Regions from separate parts of the Homo sapiens genome. Here regions 2, 3 and 4 are each linked to region 1. Evidence: chromatin loops called from intact Hi-C (ENCODE). Cell type or tissue: CD4-positive, alpha-beta T cell. All regions are shown on one strand. Region 1 holds the start of EXOC6B (exocyst complex component 6B). Region 2 overlaps EGR4 (early growth response 4). Region 3 holds the start of RAB11FIP5 (RAB11 family interacting protein 5). Region 4 has its middle 25 kb from the start of NOTO.

Region 1 (5,000 bases):
GCTTGGGCAACATGGTGAAACCCCATCTCTATATGAAATATAAGAAATTAGCCAGGTATGGTGGCGAACGCCTGTAGTCCCAACTACTCAGGAGGCTGAGGTGGGAGAATCACCAGGAAGTCGAGGCTGCAGTGAGCAGTGACGATTGTGCCACTGCACTCTAGCCTGAGCAACAGAGTGAGACCCTGTCCCAAAAAAAAAAAAGAAGGATGGTTGCATCCGCACTAAACATGCTACAGACATTTGTCTTGTCATTATTACCTAAACAATACAGTATAACATATATTTACATGGTATTTACATTATATTTGGTATTATAAGTAATCTAGAGATGATTTGAAGTATACAGGAAAATGTGTGTAGGACCATTGACCCTTAAGAGCTGAAGAAAATGGGAATTGAGAAAAGCACAATGGTCCTGATCATAAGGCAATGGGGGTTGGTGGAGAGACAGGCAACTGTGTGGAAGAACTGGTCCAAAAAAGGGAGCTAAAAGTCACTTTAAGGGACAAAGGGGCCAGGCACGGTGGCTCATGCCTGTAATCCCAACACTTTGGGAGGCTGGGGTGGGAGGATCATTTGACCCCAAAAGTTTGAGACCAGCCTGGGCAACATGGCAAAATCCCATCTCTACAAAAAGTTTAAAACTTAGCCAGGTGTGGTGGTGGTGCACAGCTGTAGTCCCAGCTACTCAGGAGGCTTAGGTGGGAGGATCTTAACTCAGGAAGTCAAGGCTGCAGTGAGCTACGATCACATCACTGCACTGCAGCCTAGGAGACAAAAGGGGACCCTCTCTCAATAAATGAATATTAGGTTGGTGCAAAAGTAATTGCGGTTTTTGCCATTGCTTTTAATAAATAAAGAGACAAAAGGCAAACTACTAAGGATAGTTATGACCAGGGGTGGTACTGGCAGAAATGTGCTAACAATGTGTCCTGGAGAAGGAAGCTGTGCAAGTGGAGAGGAGGAGTAATTTCCAGCCTGCCCTCCAATTAGTCTTTCCTGAGTCAACTTACCCCAAGAAAACGCAAGCAGTGAGTAATAACTTTTCTGATGGGAGGGGCAGTGACCCAAGACTGTGCAAGGAGGGTAGGATAGTTATCTATGTATTGGCTGCATGATCAGAATGCATAACAGTAAGGGATAAGGATGAGTTGGTTCTAGGACACCAGTAACATGAGGGGAAGGGGGAAAGTAGTTCAAAACTGGGCTTAGTGAGTAGTTACCAACAGTAAGTACAGGTAGCCGATAATCCCCAGCTGAGGCAAAACAGTGGTTAAGTGTCTGGGTCCAGGCTATCCGAGTAGGAATCTGAGTCCCCCACTTTATTTTCTCTGTGACCTTGGGCAAGTCACTTAACCTATCTGTGCCCTGTCTGTAAAAGGAGAGTAATAGAACCTACCTAATACGGTTGTTTTGTAGCTTAAATAAGTTGCATTTGTAAATCACTTTATACAACGTCTTGGACTTTATGTAACAAGTGCTACCTAAATTTGTTAAATAAGTTGAGGTAAGTAGGGATTTCTTTTGACATCTCCAAATAAAATGGAGATGTGCGTGCAAAAAAAAATGATAACTGGGGGGCGGCAGCAGGGTCAGTTTTCCCCAGCGATGAGGAGGCTGCACCGTGGGCGAGGGTCGTCCTCGTAACAGGGAGGCAGGGATAAAGGAGCAGCGGCTCCCAGGAGAGGGGCGCGGGTTGGGGAAACTTCCATCCAGGCCTAGGATTTCCAGGGACTCGTTTCTGAGAAGTGGCTGTGATTCTGAGGCAAGACTTTGATTTCGAGCACTAGACCATGGAGTGAAATTCTGTGTTGTCTGAAGAGCAGGACTCCTGTCTAGGGCAGGACGTAGTTAGAGACGGAGGGAGAAGGGTGATGTCCCCAGGGGGAAGATCTGCCGGGAGCCACCACCATCTGTCGGGCGCCCTCTCGTTCCCCAGCGCCGGACCAGCCTCGGAGGGAGAACGAAGGCTGCTCCTGCCCCGAGGGAGGCAGCGGGAGGGTCCTGAGTCACTGGGCTGTAGGGCGCCGGGAAGGGACCCCGCGTCGGGGCTGCGAAGGGAGACCCGCCTCGCCCGGTATGCAGGGTCTCTCCGAAGGGAGGGGCCGGCGCCGGACCTGGGGACAGCCGGCCGGAGGCCCGACCCAGAGGAGCCTGCCCCGTCCCGCCCGTTCCCGCCCCTCTGTGGTCCCGGCACCCGGGGTACCTGAGCGTGGGCCCGATGCAGGCCGTGTCAGTGCTCTCGATCTCTCGCAGGATCCGCTCGTGCTCTGCCGCTGTCTCCAGGCTCTCCGCCTCCGCCATCTTACCCCGCTCCATAGACTGGGGGCGCCCCGCAGCGCGTCCCCTCCGTCGGCTCGGCTCACCTTTTCCCTGCCCCACAATGCCGCTCCCACCACAGGCTCCACAGCCGCCCCAGCCTCTGGCTACCCGCAGGCCGACCCCTCCCTCAGGCTCGACACGCCCCCTTGCGTCACCGCGTCCGTCGGCGTTCTGCGTAATGTCCGCTGGGATTTGTAGTTCTCTGGGAAATGCTAGGTTGGATTCCATTCATTCATACATGGAATCCGCAAATACTAGTTGAAGCCCACTGTAAGCAAAAACAGTTAACGACAGTGCGTAAACAGTGATGATCAAGTCAGGCAGTGGCACTAAACCTACAAATTCTTGTTTACCACCTTTGCCACAAAGTGCCAAGGCTCCGTCGGCGCGAATAATAAAGTCTAACTTAATGTCTGACAGAGGCCTTACAGTCTAGTGGGGGAGACACGGGGAGCTGGAGAATTCAAAACTGTGAGCTGTAAGCCAGTTCCGATAATGGAGTTCAGAGATCTCTTCTGGTTGCCAAGGCTTCATAAAGACACTGGGTTTCGGAGGTTAAAAGGCATAACTGGAAGGTGTGAGGAGAATCCAGACAGCCAAAAAGAATTTCATTTGCACTGACGTGTAAAGACGTAGTAGTAAGGGATGGGTCTGGAAAGGTTCGCTGGAGAGAAATTACGAGGAGCCTTAAATACTGGGCTGATAAATGTGTACTTTGTTCTAATGGTTCCACTGATCCAACAACCAACTGCAACAGAAGCACCTGGAAACATTTTTTTTTAATACAGACTGACTGACAGTCATACATCTGGAGATTCTGATCCAGGCATCTGCATTTCATGAACTCATCAGTTACAATTTAAAAATCGGATTTATTAATCATTGCTTGAGTTTTTACGTAACACAATGAATGGGAAGGCACTGAAGGTTTTTTGGGGGTTTGTTTGTTTGTTTGTTTTTGAGACAGTGTCTTGCTCTGTCGCCCAGGCTGGAGTGCAGTGGGGCGATCTCGGCTCACTGCAAGCTCCGCCTCCCGGGTGCATGCCAGTCTCCTGCCTCAGCCTCCTGAGTAGCTGAGACTACAGGCGCCCGCCGCCACGCCCGGCTAATTTTTTTTTTTTTTTTTTTTAGACTGAGTCTCGCTCTGTCGCCCAGGCTGGAGTGCAGTGGCGGGATCTCAGTTCACCGTGAGCTCCACCTCCCGGGTTCACGCCATTCTCCTACTTCAGCCTCCCAAGTAGCTGGGACTACGGGCCCACGCCCTGGGACTACCACGCCCAGCTAATGTTTCGTATTTTTAGTAGAGACGGGGTTTCACTGTGTTAGCCAGAATGGTCTCGATCTCCTGACCTCATGATCCGCCCGCCTCGGCCTCCCAAAGTGCTGGGATTAGAGGTGCAGGTTTTTAAGAGGAGTGACACAATCAAAATGTGGGCGTTAGGAAATTTGGTGAAGGGCAAGTGTGCAAGATGTGCAGAGACAGAGAATTTGGAGATAAGGCAACACTGTAGGAGATGAGAAGGCCTAAACCAGGGAAGCAGCAATGAGAATGAAAAAGAATGAACAAGTAGGAAAAACATCAAAAAGAGAGAATTGACAGGATTTACTAGATACCAAAAAGGTTAGATATTACTCCAAGGTTTAGTACCAGAGTGACTAGTAGAAGAGAGTTTCCACTGACAAAAAAAAAAAGGCATGAGAGAAGAACCAAACTGGAAGTTTAGGCTAAATAATTTGTGCTACAACCATACTATAGACTATTATGCAATCATTAAAAAGAAAGACAAAAGACTCTATGGTCATACATGAAACTGTCTCCAAGTTGTAGTTGTTGAGTGGAAAAATGCAAGGCATGAAACAATATGTAGACTCTGTCCTCATTTGTTTTTTAAAAGAATAAATATTCATATATACGCTTTGATATATATACACACACACATATACATATATATAATATTACATAGATAGAATCTGTCTGAAAAAATGCCCAAAAAACTGTTAACAGTAATGGCATCCAGGAAAAAAAAAATTGGAAAGAAGGAGTTTGAAGTAGTAAGAAGGTAATTTGTAATTATCATTTGCACTCTTGGAATTATTTTCCTTGTGCATGCACTGCTTTTTTAATAAAAATAGTAGTCATGACCTAAGAATGCATTTTAAAAATAAACAAACCAGTAGTAAGGGGAATGGGTTACAAGTCCTGATTTGCCAAGAAGAGAGCAAGTTGATAAACCTGTCTGTCTCTAGATAATCTCTGCCTGTCCTCGTTTTGTTTCATTACTCATGTTTAAACAATTCCAAACAGATGTAGGAGGGGTAGGGAGAGTATGGAGCCTTTTGTATTTCTAAAGATCTCTTGAAATACATGACCGAGGGTCCCTTCAGACACCCATTTTAGCATCTCACTCAGCAAGTTTTTCACCCATCCAGGCTGCTGCATAGACGACATACATTCAGCAGTAGTTAAACTAGCTTCTGCTACTGTCAGCAGTTTTTGTGAGCCTCCACAGAGGCCAGAGGCCACACATCTCAGCAACAGGAACAAGTCTGCAGTAAGCAGTATTGGAAACCTCCAGTGAAGATGGCAAGATGGCCTGTCTAATGTTTATGTCCTCCAAATAGAAAGAATGTGAGTCGCATTGATTCAGTTCCAGCATTAGTGGTTAAAATGTTTT
Region 2 (5,000 bases), 460 kb after region 1:
TAACTACTTGAGTTGGACTTTGAACTCAAAACATCTGCATGTTACAAGAACCTCAAACCAAGAAATTAACAAAAGATTGGTCTCCATCAGGTGATACTCTTGGAGTGTCTGGTAGAAGCAAACAGGAAACTGCTCAGGAGAAACATACCATCACCCAAGGCCACAGAGTATTGCTGCCCAAGTAAATCCCCACTGAAGTTGAGCTCACAAGCTAAAGATTATAATACGTAACCTGGAACAATGTACCGTGAATGAGAGTAGAGAAGACCCTGAAGAATTACAATAAGATTCAACAAGTCTAAGTGACAGCCTGGATGTGTGGGGTGGGAAGAAGCAAAAGTGAATCCCACAGAGCTGTAGTTACTTAGATGAATCCAGGGAATCAAATAATGTTGCTATTACCAGAAATATGGAAGGGTGATTTGATTTTAGACAGACTGTATTTGGAATGGTGGTGGGACATCCATATGGGGGTATTCATTAGAACCATGGGGCTGTCTGACTTAGAAGCCATCTACGTAGGAATAATAGCTGAAGGCCTGGCAATGAATGCACTCTGTAAGGAAAGTGTTGAAATAGGAAAGAAGAGAGCTAAGAACTGGTCCAGGAAAACACTCATGTTTTGAGGACCAGTTGAAAAAGAGGAGCAAATAAGGAAAATGAGCTCTTTGGTCTCCAATTCTGGTTGGGTCCTGGGTTTGGATTTTCACATTGTTTGGTTTTAATTCTTTCCATCTCTAGTCTAATATTCTCATCCCTCACAATCCCTAGGGGAAGCTCCAATAAATGGGAGCAGTGTCCCTTGGGACATAGCAGGAACTTCTCAGCTAGGAGTTATAGAGCCAGACTGGGCTCTGGTACCAGGACTACTACTAAGTCACTTCTTTGGGGTTCAATTTTCTCATCAGTGATGTTAGGCCTAGGTGGGTGTGAGGATAAGAATAATAGAGCTGATGGCACTTGCTGGAATGCTGCTGGAGAGGGCAAGATAGGGGTGATCAGAGGCCAGCCACCCACTGTCTGCGTTTCCTCCTTTGTTCAGCTTGTGTGTTTTGGGACCAGTTGCTTGAAATATGGGCCATTATGCTTTTCTTGCCCTACTCTTCATGAAAAGTGAAGTCAGGTGGCCCATGCCTAATAAGTGAAAGGTGTGGTGACTTAAATAGTAAGACAATGAGGGTCATGATTATCTTGTGTCTCCATGAATCTACCACTTATCACAGTGCCTGACAGTCCACAATTTGAGCCTCTTCATTGGGTTAAACATTGCCCTCTGCAGGCTACTGTTCTAAAATGTTAATTCTCCTAGAAGAGGTAATATTAAATCCTTTACCACAAATTAGTTTCTTAGATACAAGATACTTGGCCACATGAAAGCACTTAAAACCTAGGGAGAGAAAAGGATGGAATTCTCTGAGTTGATCATTTTGTCTCTGGTCAGCTGGACTGTGGGGTGGAGGGTGAGCATATCTTAGAGTGAAGGAGTGAAGAAAGCAGCAAGAGTATCAGAAGCTGGTTTGATCTGGCATCATAGGGCTGTAAGGTCTCTTAATTCAAGAACAGCTCAGCTCAGAAGAGAAAACAATGAAGTCCTCAGACACAGGCCTTCTTTCTTCCTTATCAGAGAGGGGTCATTGGAGCAGAGAGATGGAGAGCACAGCGGCCTTTTTATGCTCCAAGGTCTGCCCAAGGTGGCCAGAAAGAGTGGAAAAGCTTTGGGTGGGGAGTTCAAAGAGTAAAAAGGGGCCACCTTCACCATTACAAGGTCATGCTTTCCTCATCACCCTCCTAGCCTTCCTCTGATCCCAAAGCCATGAAGAGTTCACTTGGAAGGACAGCTGGAGAAAAGTGGCTGTGGCAGGCGCATGGCTGAATGGTAAGTAGGCTGATGCCACCTGGAGAAGATCCTTTTTGTGGGAAGAGCAACTAAGGTGACCATCAGTCTCTGGCAAGTGCCTGCTCCCAGCTATATTCAGGTGTGCTCTAGCTAAATGCTGAGACCCTTTGGGTCCTGACATCATGTGACTCTTGAACAGATGCATAGATACTGTCTGGAGCCTCTGTGACACTGAACACTCTGGGCTTTCACAAACAGCACCAAAATACTGCAGCCTTTTGCTGTTGTCGCTACTGCCTGGAGCTCCCTCTAGCTGCCAAACCTGTTTCTCACCTTCTGGTAGGAAGCCTTTCCAATCAGTGCTATTAAGTTTAGGTGTCTCCATTCTGGGGTTGGAAAATGAGGGTTGGCTTTGAAGTTGGACAGATTTGTTTGACCTGTCTGTTCCTAGCCTGGGTTAACTACATTGTTCCAGCAAGCTATCTACATTGCTTCCACATCTTTGAAATGAGGTATATGCCTGCTTTATTTGGGAATGCGAGGATTAAGGAGAATAATATATACATAATGTTGAACACCTACGCCTTTTAACCACTTTGAAGTTCCAGAAACACCTCCAGCCCTTAGGTGAGCTGTGATTAAATTCGTTCATTAACCCAACACACATTTACTGAATGCCTACTCTGTGCCGCAGTTCCTGGCAGGTGTGCCTGACAGTGGGTGTGTAATATGTTCAGGGTCTGTATCCCATGAGCGTGGGGATCTCCTTTATCTTCTGGCACATATGGTCCTGGGGGAGAAGCTAAGGGGAAGGGTCAGGAGCTTACATGGCAGATTCAGTAAGCTTTTAGCACAATAATTTTAATTGCAAAAATAAACAGTTTTGTCAACTGCTTGAGAGTAGCGTCTGCTTTACAAAAATTAACAACAACAAAAGGAAAAAAAACCCAAAGCAAAACGTTACATCCAATGGCTGCTGGATAAGACACTGCTGTACAAAGTCCCGCGCGAGACCGCCTTGGCGCTGCCCCAGCCTGTCTCTGGGGGTTATAGAGGAAGGCGTGGGGCGTGTGCCAGTTACAAAAGACTGTCTTGAATCCCAGGGTAGTGCCTATTCACTGGGTGGTCTCAGAAGACTTCCCCCAAAGCGCGGCTGACAAGGGTGACAGCGCCTGGACCGCGGGAACTGTCCGCGGAGCTGGTGCTGAATAGGGCGTGTGCGGCGGGCGCTTCAAGGAAACTGGAAGCGGGACCGGAGGCCGGCCCTCGGGCGTGCGAGGAGGAGTTGGAAGAAGAGCGGGGAGGGGAACGGCCCGGAACTCGTGCGCGCCGAACGGCGGCGCCCCAACCCATAAACCCATCTCTTGCTCAGAGAGAAGCGAAGGAGAGGCCCAGCGAGTAAAAGCCGAGGCCCTTGAGCCGCTCCTCGGCGCGCGCCTTCTGCTTGAGGTGCACCTTGCTGTGCCGTTTCTTCTCATCGCTGCGCGCGAAGCGGCGGCCGCACACGTCGCAAGCAAAAGGCTTCTCGCCGGTGTGGGTGCGCACGTGCGTGGTGAGGTGGTCGCTGCGGCTGAAGTTGCGGAGGCAGATGCGGCACTGGAAGGGTTTGTGGCCCGTGTGGATGCGCAGGTGGCGATTGAGCTCGTCGGAGCGCGCAAAGCTCCGCACACAACTCTCCACCGGGCAAGCGAAGGCCTTGGCGTGCGGCCGCGGGCAGAAGCAGCGCGTGCTGCATTTGCCGCCGCGGCGCCCCTTGCGTCGCGCCTTGGCCTGGGGGAAAGGGGTGGGCGGCGGCGGCGGCACGGGTGGTGCAGCCACGCCACTGCTTCCAGGGATGTCCGCCACCAGAGGTTTAGGGAAGTCCGCCGCGGCGGCGCTGCGAAGGCCCAGCGGGGAAAGCTGAGGCTGCGTACTGGCCAGAAACTCTCCGCCGTCGCCGCTACTCCCTCCCTCCCCACTAGGAGGGGTCAGGAGCCCAGGGAGGCCCTCAGCCCCCTCCCCTAAGTCACCCGGGGCCAGCGGGAAAGCGTCATAGGCCCCGCTGGGATAGAGTCTGTTGGCTGGGACGGCCGGCAGTTCCGCAGGGCAGCTGATGGACAGCAAGTCCTCAATCTTGGTCCCTATTACGGGAAAACGAGCCTCCGGGGCGGCCTGGTAGTCTCCCTGTGACCCACAGTTCCCTGGGGCCCCCACAGAAAGCAGCTCCCAGGGCGCGTAGGGACCCTTGAAGGCAGAGACAGCGTCCAGCGCTGGCGAGGCGGGAGGCGCCCGGAGGCCGGGCTTGACGTCGGGCGGGGAGAGCTGAGGCTCATACAGGCACTGCGAGGGGGCACCCGCGCAAGGCGAGGCCTCCCAGAACGCCTCTGGGAAAGGGGCAGCGCCCAGATCCGGGGAGTAAAGGTCCGGCGGACCCGGCAGCAAGGCATCGGACCCCGCAGGAAAAGGGGCATCCAGCGGGGATCTGGACGCTGCTGCCTCTGGACCGGGGAAGGGTGCCAGGCCTAAGATGCCCGACATGAGGTTGAAGAGTGCCTCCGGGTCGTGCGGGTGTTCGGGCACTGCCTGAATGAAGAAGCTACCGCTGTAGCTGAGGCCGGGAGGGGGTGTGGGCGCAGGCCCCTCCAGGAAGCAGGAGTCGGCTAAGTCCCCACTTGCGCCGCAGCTGTTCAAAGCCCAGCTCAAGAAGTCGCCTGCTGAGGAGGGAGCAGGAATCAGCTCTGGGCACATCAAAGGGTGCACCTGAGTCCACAGCCCCTACCTACAAAACTCTTGGTGCCCACGGATATACACAAAGTGCCTTTTGCACATTCTGATTCAGCAGGGGCCCGCATACGTCCCAAGGAGCACATAGAAACATGCACACGCAAAACACACGTGCACAGGCAAAAGGGCGCTCCGATAACCGCACAGGTTCCTGCGGAGGCGCTGGCGGCCCAGTGTGGGTGGGAATGGGGGTGCGCACCCCAGGACTCCTAAGCTTCCCATCGCCCCTATTCTCATAGCTCCAATGTCCCAGTCCCTCCTGGTTCTCAGGTATGGTGCGCCCCCGCGCTGCGCCGTCGTCGTCTGAGCACCCCTGCTCGCCCTCCTTACCTCCAGGGTAGCCGGTGGCCGCGGGAGCGTCCCTGGCAGGCAGCCGGGGCAATTCAGCGCTGGGTTCGGC
Region 3 (5,000 bases), 290 kb after region 1:
AGTTTTGGGACTGGGATCTGTCCAGTGCCACTCTGTAGCCCCTTCCTAACCATAAGGGTACCTTCCCCAGTCAGGTCCTCTCTTGGCAAAGGGCCACCACCTGCCCTACCTGAGACCACCACAGCCAACTCCTGGAGTTAAAGAATGGATACTTTTCATTTCCACCATTATCCAAAGCTGAGGAGGGTACACCCTGGTCTTCTCTGCCTTGCCCTCTCCCTACCAGGCAGCGTTCAGACTCAGTCTTGGTAGCCCACACCAGGGTGCTCCAGGAAATACCACCAGGAATGACCACTACAGCCAGAGGTGGGGACCACAGCGGGGGTGACAGCCCTCCCCCTCTGTCAGTGGGCATGCTGTTAGGTCCAGTAAACTAGAGCACCAGGCCAACTTCACAGACTTTCCTCTGCCCATCCTAAGTGACCCTCCCCACTCCTGTTCCCCCCCCGGTTCTATAAATAAACCAGGTTGTTGCATCAGAGAAAACAGCCAGGTGGGTGTGGAAAGATCCTGGTGGAAAAGATGATTTCTATAAAATAAATTAAGGTTCCCATTCAGATCAAGGGGTGGTAAGTCAAATTCTCCAAGACAGGCTGTTCTTGGCTGAAAATGGGTCCACCTGGACCTACAAGCTTGGCCAGCTCAGCTAAGGAAGATCCAGAGGCCAAGAGGAAAGCAAGGGCAGGAACTGGAAAAAACAATCAAAGAAGCTGCTCCCTGCAGGCCTGGAGCCTTTTTTTGGTCTGCCTCCTCCTGTTCCCCCAGCACCCCCTGAACAGATGTGTCATCTAACAGTCTGGTCAGAGTAGCTGATTGGTGGAGGGTGAAGGACTGGGGGAAGGGGTGGAATGATTTGGGGGATAGGCACCTCTTCTGAAAAAGAATGGGCTAAGAGATCCAGGAGAGAGCTTTTCGCCCCATATACCCACCCCCTTGGGCTCCAGGAACCAGGAAGGAGGGAGAGGACAGAAAGGAGGAAAAAAACAAGGTCCAAGCTATATACCACATGATCCCACACCCTGCCACCAAACAGCAAGTCATGAAGGAAGGCGGGGAGCAGGCCAGGGGATGGGGAAATGGAGTCAGGTCACAGCCATGCCTGGAACCTGCACTAACGCCCTCCCCATCCCAGACCACAGAGAGCCAGCCAGGAAAGTCATTCCACACCCATGTTTCAGAAAACATTCAAGGTCAGATCCTTTTTACCTAAATCCTGCTTTCATTTGGGTTTGCACCAGGCTCATCCCCCTCCTCCAGCAAGCCTTCCTGGATTTATTCACTCAGTGGATGCCATTCCACTGGGGCAAACCTTTCCGGCACCTCTCCTGACCTAAGGCACAGTCCTGCCCCAATCCCCTTACCCTCCTACCCAGATCACTCCCAAGTTAACCACTTGAGTGATCCACAGCAGGCTGTCAGCCCCGGGGACTGGCTTCCAGCTCCTGCCCAAGCCCAAAACAGGAAATGGGGCTCCAAGGCTGAAGCCTTGATCTTAACACAGGCAAGGTTAAATGCTGCCAAAATAAATGATTTAAAAAAACCCTGGCCCACTGAGGTGGAAGTGACCGGGAGATAATCTCCTGCTGTTCATTAACCATGCCGCTGCCTCTACCTCAGGCAGGGCAGGGCAGGCAGGCAGGCCACTGGAAGGCTGACTCAAGTGTTTCCTTCCTTAACTTAGAAGCTCCTCCTATCCTCAGACCAGGGACACAGGACACAGAGGGACAGGATGGGGGTGGGGGGGTGACATCTCTAGATAGTGGAGGGCATCTTGAGAGCAAGAGGCAGATGCCCCCTGCAGCCAGCTTCTACGTTTAGCGGGGTAATCAACATTCAACCTCGCCCTGGAGGAAGACACCTGGCTTTCCTTCCCCCGTAGGGCAAGGCTGCGCCTCTCCACTCCCCTGCCGGACAGGCGCCCGCAGTTCCCCTCCCCTTTGAGGAAAGGGAGGCAGGCCCGGAGGTTCTAAGAACGGCCCCAAGATTTCCCTTCTTGAGGTTTCCATAGCCCCAAAGCCTCTGAATCTCATTCCTAACTTTACTTGACAATCTACTCCTAACGTTCGCCACCACTTAAACCTCCCCCAGGCCTCCCAGGGACCACCAGTGGCTGAGCCCCACACAGCGCACGTTTGGGAAGCTTGAAGACGACCCCGAAATGCGAAGAACCAACGTTTCTGTCGGTTTACGCCCTTAAGCACGAGGCAAGGGCTCACTGGCCCGGCTGAAGTTCGGGGTCCTGATCCCCCACCAGCCCCGCCCTGTTAGGCCTTTAGCCGTTTCTGTGCCCCCGCGCCCCCTACTCACTGCGTGTGCTGGGCGCGGCCTGCGCCGAAGACCTCGTCCAGCGCCACCGTGGCCTGGCCCAGGAACTTGTCGACGCCGATGAGCGAGCGGTGCATGGTGGTGAGCACCAGCTCGCAGGCGGCGGCGGAGCTCGCGGCCCAGGGCGCCGGGCCCGCGTCGGCCTCCTGCGCCCGCAGCAGGCCATCCAGGGCCCCCGGCGGCAGCTCGAAGGAGCACTCCTCACGCCACTCGGGGCAGCCGTGCGTCTTCTCCACCACCGACGTACTGTACTTCTCGCGGCCCACCTGGATCACCGTGTACGCGTCGCTGGTGCTGCCCGCTCCCGAGCTCTTGCCCCGCAGCCCGCGGGCCCGCAGCACCGTCACCTGGACGTGCGTGGGCAGCCAGCGGGAAGGCCCCGCCGCCGGCTCCGCGCCCCGCACCAGGGCCATGGCGGAGAAGCGGGGGGCGAGGTCTGGCCGAGCCGGTGCAGACCCCAGGACCTGGTGACAAACCCGGCCGCGGCAGAAGGCGGTCAGGAACCAACTCTGAGCGCCGCCGCAGCTGCGGGCTGGGCTGGGCCGGGCCGACCGGCCGCCGCCTCCCCGCCTCACCGGGCCGCTGGCCGCGGGCCGCGCCGCGACGTCAGCGCCCCGCCCCCTGCCCCGCCCCGCGCCCGCCGCCCCAACCGGCGAGGCGGTGCGACAGGGATGCGGGCACGCAGCTCGCGCCCCGGCAGCCGCAGACCAGCCCGGAGCGGGAAGGGGCGGTGCGCGGCCTCTGCAGAGGGTGGGCGGAGTTCCCGCGGTGGCCCCGCCCCTGGCTGGGGGCGCCCGAAGCAACCCGGCCTCGCTTGTGGGGAGCCCTACACCCGCGGCCAGGTACGAAAAACCCGCTCTGCGCCTCCAGGCCAATCCCACGTCTTCCTTCTAAAAGTCCCTGCTCCGGAAAGCCCTCTCCGTAAAAGGGTCCCGGCCCGCAGTTCCTGGGATGGCCAGCCTCTTGGCGCGGACTTGGGGTGATGGGGACCCCCGCCGCTCCCCTGACCCCGGGCCGCGCTCTCCCCTCCTCCAGTCCGCCCCTGCGGGGGAAAATGCCGGAGTGAAACTGGAGCGATTGCCGCCCCGCCACGTGACGGTCCCGCATCGGCGACCTGGAAGCGGGTGAGCTGCCGCCGCCTCCAATCTCTCCCGGCGCAGGGGGCCGGGATGCGGCCATGCGGCGGCGCGGGAGGCCCGAGAGCGGGGCTCACCCTCCTCAGACTCTGCGGCGGAGAGCCGAGTGATGAATAAATGAGTAACCACATCAATATTTAAGTGTTCACTCGGAGCCTTGGGGCCAGTGTGTCACGGGTTGGGGGAAATTACAGGCCCTGGTGGGGGGTTAAATAACTACTTCCACCCATTATTAAGTGCCTACTGTGTGCCAGGGCCTAAGTATTAACGTATACTTGGTTTATTATTGATAATAACGATGTTTAGTAATTATAGATGCTGAATTTCAGCCAACTCTGGTCAGTGCGCTTTTATATGCATTACCTCATTTTATCCTCAGAGCAACTCTGTGGGGTGAGTATGGCTTTTATCCCTATTTTCCAGAAGATAAAATGTCAGCTCAGATGGGGGAGGGTTGTGAATCCACTAGATGCCCCCAGAGCGTTTTTTTTTTTTTTAACTTTCAGAGCCTGTACTTTTAAAATAATAATTTAAAAATAATACACACAGCTTTTTTAAAAAAATCAAATAGGACAGAATGGCTTGCAATGAAAAGCAAGAACTCCCTCTCCATCCTTCAATCCAGGGATGCTGCTTAAAGCCACTGGTGTTTTCAGGTCTGATGGTTACCTCCACATCACTACATTAAGATGCTCACATAGCTACATCTGCATTTATCAGGACTGGCCACTGTCTGTTGCCTTCCTCCTATGATAGATAATGATTTAGCTGGCTCACACCCACTTCCATCCCTCAATCTTGTGTAGTTATGCTATTATTTTTAGTTCCTCTATAGCAGGGGTCCCCAACCCTTGGGCCACAGACTGGTAACCCTCCATGTCCTGTTAGGAACTGGGCTGCACAGTAGGAGGTGAGTGGTGGTAGGGGCTAGCTGGTGAAACTTCATCTGTATTTACAGCCGCTTCCTATCGCATTACCGCCTGAGCTCCACCTCCTGTCAGATCAGCTGTGGCATTAAATTCTCCTAGGAGCACAAACCCTATTGTGAACTGTGCATGCGAGGGATCTAGGTTGCATACTCCTTATGAGAATCTAATGCCTGATGATCTGTCACTGTCTCCCATCCCCAGATGGGACCATCTGGTTGCAGGAAAACAAGGTCAGGGCTCCCACTGATTCTACATTATGGTGAGTCATATAATTGCTTCATTATATATTACAATGTAATGATAAGAGAAATAAAGTGCACAGTAAATGTAATGCACTTGAATCATCCTGAAACCATCCCTGCCACCCTCAGTCTGTGGAAACTTACATTTTGGTCCCTGGTGTCAAAAAGGTGGGGAACCAGTGCTCTATAGGATACCCAACAGGAGAAACATGTATTTCTTCTTAGGGAGACTCCACAGTACCCCTCAACTGTCCACCTTCCAGGCCATGTCCTCTACTGGGAATATGAACCTAGGAAACCAGTAGAGTAGGCAGAGGAGACCCATGATAGCACACCCAGCACAGGCCCAGTCCTCACAGCCTCCCACC
Region 4 (5,000 bases), 350 kb after region 1:
GCCTGATTTCTCTCCTGTGTCTCTGCTGTTGTGTTCTACATTGGCCCAGCCTCTGCCCCCAACCCCAGTGTTTGTTCCCAGGTTTCAGGGTGTCAGAGAAGGCCCCTGCTCACCAGATCCCAGAGGGCCCCGCAGCAAGCCTTGCCCCTGCACAGAGAAGTCAGGCTTTGAACTGTGGGCCTAGACTCAGGGAGGTCGACTCAGTAGGCAAATGCTCAGTTTTCCTGGCCTGGGGTGGCTATTCTGGGAGGGGGAAGGGGTGTAAGTTCAGGCTCAGATAGGAAGCTGAAAGGTGGGAGGGAAGAAACAAAACTCACCCCAGATGGCAACTGGGTCTTGTCCCTGTGAAGCTATCACCCAGTCATCAGTGGGTTTGCCCCGAAAGGCTCCATAGAACCCTATTTCTCTCCTCATCTGCACTGAGCTCTATTTTGTAGAATGGACCATGTCAATTTCCCAGCTTGAAGCACTTGGCATTCCTCTCCTGTGAGGCCCAGGTTTCTCTGGGCAGACCACAGGAAGCAGGCTCAGGCCACCGCATAAGTACGGGGTCTTGAGGGTGATTTGTGTTTGGGTGGTTGGGGATCTCCTAACCCGGGCTCCACAGTGAGCTCTCAGGGGTGTCAAGCCCAGTCGCGCTCAAGGGCCCTCTGCACTGTCTCCTTCACCGGGACAGCAGGGTCTGAGGTCCCGCCTTTCTCGGCCTGGGGCGTGCATGGCCTGGGCTCCATTGCAAGTTTTTGGACGTCCCCTTTCTCCCCCACCCCATCTTTTCCCTGGCGATCTCACTGCCCTTTCCAGGAGCACGCTCCCGCTCTGAGTCCGGAAGGACCCCGCGGGGGTCCTGACAGCCTCCCGGGCCCAGGGTGGGGATTGTGATGGCCCCTCGGGAGCTGGGTTGAGCCGGCGGCTCCTGAGCTAATCAATGGGCTGCAGCCGGCGGAAGGGGCCCGGCGGGGGGATTAGGAGCCGAGAAGGGCAATTACCCGGGTGGGCCGCTCCCCCGCTCGCCTTCGCCGCGCTGCTCAAATGCCGCATTTCGGATGCAGCGCCGCGCTCGGCCTGTTTGCTTGCAGAGCCGGGGCCCCGGGGCAGGAAGCCAACTCGCAAGTGTATCGGAGATTAGGGCCCGCGGCGGCGGGGGCGGGCGCTGGGCAAACACGCGGCGGCCGCCTCAATCCCCAGTGCTCGATTCCGCCCGCGGCGGTGCCTGCCCGGCAGTGACTCGGTGGTGGGGGAAGGGGGCGGCCCCGGCTCCCAGCGCCCGGGTGCCCTCGACGCCCACCCCGGGGGATACTCGGGGAGGCAGGCACCGGATGGGGAGCGACGGGTTTTTCCTTCGGGAGAGGCCACCCGGGCACGGTCTCCTTTCGCCCCATCCTCAGGCACACCTCGCCGCGCCGTCTTGAGGCCTGGTTCTAACCCTCCCGTCTCCCGCACCCCTAGTTCCCCGTCTGCCTAGTGGGTCGAGGGGAAGGGGAACCGGTTGGGGAAGGGAAGGAAAAAGACCCAAAGGCGGAGGTGTGAAGACTGGAGAGTGGCGGGGCCCCGCCCGGTGCGTACTTGGGGGTCAGTGCCCGCGACCGCAGGGCGGGGCGGCGGGCACGACACCCGGTGATGTCCAGGGAACTCGCGGACCTCAGCCGCAGGGCTGAGTCCTCAGCTGCTCCGGGAAGCGAGACTTCGGCAGGCATCCAGCAGCCCCAGGGTACAAGACCGAGTCTTAAACCAGATCTCAGGGCCCCCAGAGGTCGGAAGGACAGCCTAGAACTCCAGAACCAGCTCCTCTCCTGGTAGCCGCACCCCCAGCTAGAGTTCCTCTGGCCCTGCCCCTGCCCTCCCGCCCCGCAAATTCCAACTCTTTCCCGTTTCCCAGGCGGACTGCTCATTCCTACAAACAAGACTTTGCCCTGGCTTCTCCAAATTCTGCCCACCTATCAAGGCACAGCTAGCTCCCAGCCTCTTCCTCCAGGAAGTTCTCCAGTTTTCCAGCTCAGAGGGCTGTGCGCAAATTTAGCATCTGATTCCATCTCAGGGTCCCTCTGCGAAGGTCTTTAGCCTCCCCCCCACTTTTCTTTCAAAGAAAGGCGGTATGTTCAGTATGGGCTGGCAGGTTTGGTCTAGGATAGGATCCCTCATCCCTTAGAAAGACGTAGGGGCTTGAAAGCGCAGTAGGCTGGTCCCTGGGGCACCTGTGCCCAAGCGGGCCTCCTCTCTGGAGTGACGCAGGGACTCCCCACTCATGCCTCACTCTGGCTCCTGGGACACCCCCAACCCAGCCCCTGGGAGGCGAAGACGCTTTGTAACCAGCCCTCTTCTTGGAAGGTTATGAAGTCCTATGCTATTGGTGCTTCTGAACTGACCAAGCCACTTCCCCGCTCTACGCCTTCTCTTCTTCACCCTCCCCTAAGTTCCGTAGTGAGCTGCTGGGACTTCCAGAAGTGACCGGCTCTTCCTCCTGGGAGGAGGGGCGGGGAATGTTTGTTTCTTCCCCACAGTTAGGAAGCAGTGACTCCACCAGCCCGAGCGCAGCGGTAGTCAGCGCTCGACAGTGTCCCCGTTCCCCACCACCACCCATCCTTTACCGCCCCCGGGGCACAGCGCCCTTCCCCCTCTCCCCCGTTCCAGCTTCATTTCCCGTAGCTTCGAAGCTCCTAAGGAGTTAGGATCATCTTGGCGTACAGATCCCTTCGAAGCACTGATCCCTCCGCTCCTTCCCGGCACAGCCCCTTCCCGGCACGGCCCTTTCCCGCGCGATCTCCCGCTCTAGAGACCCGCGGGATGCGTCCCCGCCCGCTGCCGGGAGGTGGGGCGCCAGCATTGTACAGTCTGCGCGCGCCCCCTGCTGCTCGCCGCGAGAAATGACGGCCTACGTCCGCCGGGCCCTTCAGCTCCTCGGTTCCGGGCGCCCCCCACCGTTCACATCCCCGCGCGTTCTCGCGTCCTCGCTGGGACTGCGCCCAGGAGCCGCAGGCACTTACAAAACAAATTGCTGCCTCCATCACTGGGCTCAGTACCACCTGACACTATCACCCCACTTTTCAGGGGACCTCAGTGACGTTCCTGCATCAAGCAGCAGGACTGGAGCCCAGGTTTCCCAAAAGGAAGTCCAGACTTTTACAAACCATTAATGAAGGGCTTAAATTCTCCAGGGCACTGTACCCCTCGTACAGCTCTGTGGAGACTGAGAAAATGGGGTTCTGGCACCCAGGAACCTGGACCCCCAAAACAGGCACAGGCCTAGCTCTGTGCTGGGCAGTGCTGTGAGTCACCTGTTCTGCCCCTGGGTGGAGTATACCCAGGCAGTAGGCACTGACAGGTTCCATCCCAGCACCAAACCCAGGAATGTCCCGGTCAACTGCGGAGCACCAACCCCAGCAGTTCCAGAAGCATCCCTTCCTCCAGGGCTGCGGCTGTAAGAGGGGAGCTGAGGCAGTGCGTTCGCTGGGGAAGGAGGGACAATGCAAGGTCAGGGCCAGAGGAGCCTGGAGGGATGAGAGGGTGCCCCCCCCCTTCTGCCACTTACTAGCTGCGTGACCTGGACTAGTTGTGTTACCCCTGTTTCTGAGCCTTGTGTTCCTTATAAAGATTGGTGATTTTTCGGCGGGGTCGGTGGCTCCTGCCCGTAATCGTAGCACGTTGGAAAGCCGAGGAGGGCTGACTGCTTGAGCCCAGGAGTTTGAGAACAGCCTGGGCAACATGGCGAAACCCTGTCTCTCCAAAAAAAAAAAAAAAAAAAAAACAATTAGCCCGGCATGGTGATGCGTCTTGTAGTCACAGGTACTAGGGAGGCTGAGGTGGGAGAATCGCTTGGGAGGCTAAGGGAGTATGGCTTGACTAGGAGGTCAAGGCTGCAGTGAGCCATGTGATCACACTACTGCACTCCAGCCTGGGTTGACAGTGAGACTCTGTCTCAAAAAAAAAAAAAAAAAAGGGGGGGGGGGTGTTGTGATTTTCATAGGTTGTGGAGAGGATTAAGGGCTACAATTTTGCAATATCTAGCATATAGCAGATGCTCCATTAGCGGTCTCTGAAGCAGCCCTTACCTCCTTCAGGGATCTCCAATCAACTCCCAGAACTGCCTGAGTGTGGCGGTCAGCCCAGAGCAGCAGGTGCTATCCTTTGTAGCACTGTTAACCAAAAACTGGACACAACCAAATATCCACTAACAGTATAACTGGATAAACAAAGTGTAATATATTCATCTTTGGAATACTCTATAGCAATGAAAATTAATAAACTAGGGTTATGTACATAAAACTTGCAAACAGTCTGAGTGAAAGAGGCAAGCTGAAGCATTAGTACAGTATGATACTACATATATGAAGTTTTTTCTTTTTTAAATTTATATTTATAATTTTAATAAAAACATTTTTGGAGACAGGGTCTCACTATGTTCTCCAGGCTGGTCTCAAACTCCTGGGCTCAAGCAATCCTCCTGCTTTGGCCTCCCAAAGTGCTGGCATTACAGGCATAAGCCACCGTGCCTGGCCCCATATATGAAGTTTAAAAGCATACAAAATACTTCTATAAGCTACTTATGGGTCAATAAATATGGAGGAATTGTATGAGTCTGTGAGTGTAAATAATACCAAATTAGATTTGGAGGTGACTCCAGCAAATAGGACTGGAGAGGGGTACAAAAGGCCCCATATGTGTCTGCAATGTGCTTTTATTTAAAAAAAAAAAAACTCATGTAAAAGTGGCAAAACCTACAGTCAAGAATGATGAATGGTGAGTTCTTGAGTACTTACATTTTTATCTATAACTTTCTTGGTGTTCGAAATATTTTATTATGGTTTTAAAAAAAGAAGAAAGGGGAGGAAAACCATTGGTCACTGATAGTAATAGATCCTCTGCTTTTGGCAACTTGGCCCACTCATCTTCCTGCTTGACCAATTCTCCTCCATCTCTGAGCTTATCCATTCATTTTTCTTTTCAAACTAGAACCCACATGCAGATGACTCCCAAATCTATATCCAGTCCAGACAACTTCTGTT

Evidence for each region. Hi-C counts contacts between places; a loop is a spot of excess contacts. Peaks named below come from ENCODE experiments on the same cell type or tissue, not always from the same donor. Only the 100,000 strongest peaks of a DNase experiment are listed, where the experiment ranks them.
Region 2: a loop joins it to region 1, with 2.3 times the contacts of the local background. A loop is called at or near these places in 2 of 110 quality-filtered maps.
Region 3: a loop joins it to region 1, with 5 times the contacts of the local background. A loop is called at or near these places in 2 of 110 quality-filtered maps.
Region 4: it touches region 1 in a loop (3-fold over the local background); 2 of 110 quality-filtered maps call a loop at or near these places.

Annotation. Positions count from the first base shown.
Region 1 is chr2:72,823,589-72,828,588 of GRCh38, forward strand. EXOC6B (exocyst complex component 6B) reads right to left here and starts at 2,445. Exons shown (of 22, transcript NM_015189.3): 1 at 2,210-2,445. The coding sequence starts at 2,322. RefSeq lists enhancers at 1,440-1,950, 1,797-1,846 and a silencer at 2,037-2,206. In CD4-positive, alpha-beta T cell, no CTCF peak of the experiment used is centred here; a DNase peak (open chromatin) is centred at 2,453; H3K4me3 peaks cover 1,360 bases.
Region 2 is chr2:73,288,252-73,293,251 of GRCh38, forward strand. It overlaps EGR4 (early growth response 4), which reads right to left. Exons shown (of 2, transcript NM_001965.4): 1 at 4,931-5,000; 2 at 2,678-4,530. The coding sequence ends at 3,206. Among named protein-coding and RNA genes, the nearest start is that of EGR4, 2.8 kb to the right of the region's middle. RefSeq lists an enhancer at 2,888-3,583. In CD4-positive, alpha-beta T cell, CTCF peaks have their summits at 2,155, 2,357 and 2,556; DNase peaks (open chromatin) are centred at 2,140, 3,060 and 3,840; H3K4me3 peaks cover 771 bases; H3K27me3 peaks cover 2,037 bases.
Region 3 is chr2:73,110,040-73,115,039 of GRCh38, forward strand. RAB11FIP5 (RAB11 family interacting protein 5) reads right to left here and starts at 2,909. Exons shown (of 6, transcript NM_001371272.1): 1 at 2,308-2,909. The coding sequence starts at 2,738. RefSeq lists silencers at 1,517-1,760, 2,918-3,007, 3,078-3,237. In CD4-positive, alpha-beta T cell, no CTCF peak of the experiment used is centred here; DNase peaks (open chromatin) are centred at 2,542, 3,072 and 3,552; H3K4me3 peaks cover 2,510 bases.
Region 4 is chr2:73,174,705-73,179,704 of GRCh38, forward strand. No RefSeq gene overlaps it. Among named protein-coding and RNA genes, the nearest start is that of NOTO, 25 kb to the right of the region's middle. RefSeq lists silencers at 1,156-1,375, 2,681-2,760 and enhancers at 1,511-2,184, 2,185-2,858. In CD4-positive, alpha-beta T cell, CTCF peaks have their summits at 2,896 (motif pointing left) and 3,099; DNase peaks (open chromatin) are centred at 1,107 and 2,867; H3K4me3 peaks cover 2,467 bases; H3K27me3 peaks cover 1,810 bases.